Linked DNA regions of Homo sapiens: region 2 is linked to region 1. Evidence: read pairs that join two places in POLR2A ChIA-PET (ENCODE). Cell type or tissue: GM12878. All regions are shown on one strand.

Evidence for each region. Peaks named below come from ENCODE experiments on the same cell type or tissue, not always from the same donor. Only the 100,000 strongest peaks of a DNase experiment are listed, where the experiment ranks them.
Region 2: POLR2A ChIA-PET joins it to region 1 with 5 read pairs; 4 of 35 experiments call an interaction of 5 or more read pairs at or near these places.

What each region holds. Positions count from the first base shown.
Region 1 is chr4:26,685,934-26,688,433 of GRCh38, reverse strand. TBC1D19 (TBC1 domain family member 19) reads right to left here. Exons shown (of 21, transcript NM_018317.4): 13 at 27-89. Among named protein-coding and RNA genes, the nearest start is that of TBC1D19, 100 kb to the right of the region's middle. In GM12878, no CTCF peak of the experiment used is centred here; no DNase peak of the experiment used is centred here.
Region 2 is chr4:26,865,687-26,868,186 of GRCh38, reverse strand. The region is part of intron 1 of STIM2 (stromal interaction molecule 2); the gene reads right to left. Among named protein-coding and RNA genes, the nearest start is that of STIM2, 6.1 kb to the right of the region's middle. In GM12878, no CTCF peak of the experiment used is centred here; no DNase peak of the experiment used is centred here; H3K27ac peaks cover 409 bases.

The sequences.
Region 1 (2,500 bases):
CTATGTATTTTTATTTTTAAACTTACCTGATATAAATAATCTTCAAATACAAAATAATAATCATCATTGCTTGCTGTCAACTTCACATCCTATAATTAAAAGTAGACAGTACTGAAAAGAACTCAAACAGATCTGTCTGTAGTACTAAAGCATACACATGTATTTAGAAGCACTACTGCAATAAATTTATTACTTTATGATTATAAACTTCTCAATTAAATTTTATCATTGCTATGTATTTACTGAACTAATATATGTGACACATTATTTGAACTCGAATTCCTCATACTTTTTAAGGTCCCATTAGTAATTCTTTAATATTTATTTCAATTTTATCTCCTTTTAATCTAATATTTAGATGGCTTAAAGCTAAAAAAGAAAAGCGGATGCAATCATAACATCCAGAAGCAACCATAACGATCTGGCCCCAAATTACTGTTCCAATCTCACTGTTCAAGTCCAAATTCTTGCCATTCCCACAAAAGACCAAATATCTTCCATGCCTTTGTGATTATTCACTTGCAAGTCACCACTTGTTACTGAGAGAGCAAGAATGTTGATTTTCTGTATTATGAGTTTAAGGGCCAGTTCACTGACTTCCCCTGGATAGCATATTAGTTTCCTTCTTTAAATATATTCCTATTCTCACTTTCTGACTTGAGTCTACCTTAATGATTTCTATGAGCCTCCCTATGACACTTTAGCCACTTTGAGCTCCAACATCTTAAATGTTTTTTGTATACGTAGTACCACCACAGTGCTTAGCACCTAAATACCCAATACATATTTGATGAGTGAGTAAAAATAAATATGATAAAATTATTAATAGAAATTAATTATATTTTCCTGTGATATAATTCATAAGTATATAGGTACCCCTCCAATAACAAGCAAACAAATGAACAAAAGTCTAGAAAAATGAACTAAAGCATTTGTGTTTCCCCCAGGATTGCCTCTGAATATTATGTCCAGAGTTGGAAACTGCTGCTTGTGTGCTTCAGTGTAAAGAACATAAAATTCCAACAGATTTAACTAAGATTTGAAATCCAGTTCCACTACTTTTAGCTGTATGACTTTGGTCAGTAACTCTGAGGCTAGATCTCCATATCCATAAATGAGGATACCACTGCCTCCTTCAGAAAGGATGGGTAAATGCCTAGCACAGTATCAGATAAAGAGTAAACATCCAGAAAGCTTTTTTAAAAAAATTCACCAAAAGCCCTTTTACTTATAATAGTGTTCATCTATTTATAAGTAAATATAGATCCCAAACCTTACATGTATCCAAAATCTCCAGATGTAACTATACCATGCTTTTAGACCCAATATATAATCAATTCAACAAGTACTGATTGATTGGTTGGGATGAAGGATACAAAAATCAAAACTTCAAAAAACAAACAAACAAACAAAAAAGAAGACAAATAATAAATGTTTACCATCGAGCAGTCTACAATCTCACTGGCAAGATAGTAAAAACATGGGAAAATCACAAAGAAATGTTACAAAAATCCATGGTCAAATAGCTCTAACAGTCTATAAAATTCAACCAGGCTGTTGAGCAAAGTAGCAATCAGGGGAGGATGGAAAGAGTCATAGATGACTCTGGGGTTAGCGAATGTGTGCTAACTCTGAAAAAACCATAATGACACAGATTAAGGAGAAAGAAACAGTCCAGCCTTTTATGTCAGAAGACAACCCAGACAAAGGTAGAGATCATGCATTCTCAACAGGGGGATACTATTGCCTCTGTGGGCATGAAAACTGGTTCCTGGAGGTCAACAAATTTTACATATTACAATGGTATGTGGCCGACCAGAGCTCATCCCTACCCATCCAAATCTTATTTTTTGTTATTTACTTTTTCTTATTAGAGAGAAGTTAATTAATCTTTCTCTCCAGGAGCGTGATAATGAAGAAAGGTTGAAAAACACTAGTATAAATTATCAGATTATAGTAAATGGTTGAAAACTATAGAAAGTATGGATACAAGGCAAGTTTGTTAAAAAAAAAAACAAAACACAAAACCATTTAATAAATTAGCTTAGGGAGGGTTCAATGATGTTCTGTACTCACAACATCATTGGCTCAGAACATCTATGACTTTCCATCCTCCCCGATTGCTACTTTGCTCAACAGCCTGGTTGAATTTTGTAGACTGTTTGAGCTATTTGACCATGGATTTTGTAACATTGCCTTGTTCCATTCATTCCTTTAACCTTTAAAAGAATTCCACCTTGTTTTCAGTTAAATTTAAAATAAGTTTTTGCTATAGGGAGCTGTAATAACAGGGATTTTTTTTTTTAAATGATCATTCCCTTAACGGCTGACTTCAATAATGTTTGGAGTGATTGGCAGAGCCCAACTAAGTCAAAAATAACCAGAGACAGATATCTTCCTAAAAACATTCACGTTGCGCACAGCTTAGATGCCATTAAAACTTTCATCCAATTCCTCAGGCACAAATTACTTCCTTCTTGGAACAAATTTTCTTTACTGA
Region 2 (2,500 bases), 180 kb before region 1:
TGTACTGGAGGGGAGTTACCACTATCTTATGAAAACACTGAATAGACATTATTAAACATTCTGCAACTGCTCCTAGCCTTAATCCTGAAATTGTTTCACTTTAAAGGATATGGCTGACAAAGCCTAGTAGAAAGGAAATTACTCTCGGGACTGCAGCCATGATGCTTGTGCTATAGCACACCAAGGGCCAAAGGAAATAAAGCCAAAAATCAAATCAATCATTGGCCTGGGGTTCCCTACCCCCAATTTAGAACTTTCCTAGTAATGAAGTTCTCTGAGGAGGAAATGTTCAGCTAGACTAGAGGAAGAGGAGGCTGAGAACAGAGACTTAAGAGGGAACCACCCTTAAAATCAGCAACAATGAAACCAGTCAAGGAAAACAGTTACAGAAGGTAGAATTAGACAGTGTCAAGAAAGACTGAATATCCAATGTATACTAATATAAAGATCTAGATAGCTAAAGAACAGAACAAACCTTTTAGATTTGGCATTAGAAATCATCATCTATAGATTAAGCTTGAAATTCACACAACAATGAAATTTAGGAGTTAATATTGAAACAAGTAATATGCCAGTAGTCTGAAATATTGTTATTCATAGCTAAGGGGTCGGAGAGACTTCGACTCTTGACTTATAACTTTAGTTTAATCTGGAAACACTTATCCTTTTTATACATGGAATTCTAAAAGCTTTATATAAGCATTTTATGGCAAATATATTGTCTTTGGATATCAAAAGTTGTTTGGTTTTATTTGTCAAACAACTGGCAAATACATTTGCAACTGTTTTTCTGTCGACAACTTTGTAAATCATCACATAAGCCCGATTATATTTTTTTAAAAACTAATCTTTATATTAAGAAATAGGCACATTTGAAATAAAGAAGATTCTCTATCACAAATAGTGTGTTTCTTCTTGGATTTTTCAAGGGCTTATACTAATTTAAATCATTCTATAAATTCTGTATGCTTAATGCTAAAGGTAATTTTTATATCTTAAACTTCATATAAATAGCCAGATTCCTAAGCTAAGAATAAAGTCGATTTTATAAAATTTCATCTAAACATTTTCATAGCCACTCCATAATTAGAATTCTCAAGACCTCTCCTTCTAAATAGTTTCCTAACTGATATCCTTATCTCTGTTATCTCCTCATTGCCATCCACCCAGAATTAGCTTTCTCAAACACAAAGGACATGTCACCCCCATCTTCAAAAACCACAATGCCTCTCACCTCCTAATGACAGGATATAGATTTGCAACTTCAAGAGTTTATTAACAAAACACTCTGAAAGTTCAAAATGCCTTTTACCTTAAAAATTAAAATATATGTACATTTTCCCTAACGTGCATATTTAGAAACCTTCAAATAGTTTTATATCTCTCAAATAATCTAATAAAATGGATATGCCAAGAAAAGGTACCATATTTGTCCTGGATGTCTCATTCTTGCCAGTATACAGCCGAGTACCCCAGTTTTAAATGTGCTGACATTTTGATACATACTGAATACACTAGGGGACTGTAAAGCTCTTGATAATTTGGCCCCAATCTTCTTCCTTCTTGCATTCCCCACTACTCTACATATACCTTATACTTAACTCTAAAGAAAAGTATTTATCCCCTATTCTTGCATATGCCTCCTCCCAGAAAGCCTTTTCACTTATCTCCACAAGAAGTCCTACCTATACATCAAGGTCCAGCTCAAATCCTGCCCTCCTCCAGGTAATACTCTCTAACAGCCTCTTCCTTTCTCCTACACTTTGCAGTCCCTTGTGGTGCTAATCACAATCCATCGCATGTTGTTTGTATAAGGATGCATACAACATACCAGCTAAGAATCCAAGCTTTGGAACCAGAGAAACCCTGGTCAACCTCTAACTCTGCTACCTACTAGAAGTGAGCTTGGGCAAGTTACTTAAGATCATCCAGCATGTTTCCTAATCTACTATATGAAGATAAAGACAGCAACAATAGAAAACTGAGGACTACTTGTGGGGGAGGTAAGAGGAGGGGTAAGGGTTGAAAAACTATTGAACTATTGAGTACTATGCTCAGTACCTGGGTGACAAGATCGTTGGTAACTAAAATCTCAATATCATGCAATAAACCCAGGCAATGAACCTGCATATGAATCTAAAATAAAAGTTGGAATCTAAAATGAATCTAAAATAAAAGTTAGAAGGAAAAAAAAAAACAGTAGCTATCTAACAGGATTAGTCTCAGAATCAAAAACAGTGATGTATAATATAAAAAGCACTTAGCACAATACTAACACATAGGAACAGTTTAATAAATGTGCCTATTATTACCTAGTCTGAGTCCAAAATGGTCACACCTACATCTTATTCTTTTTTTTAATTCTTTCCCACTTCTCTTTTGTGTTATGCTGCTTGTACTTAATAATTATTTAGTTAATAAAATCTGATCAATTCAGAAGTAAATTCCTAGGTAGATCTTAACAAGGTGAAGTCCAAACTCCAGTAAATGTCAAAAAATG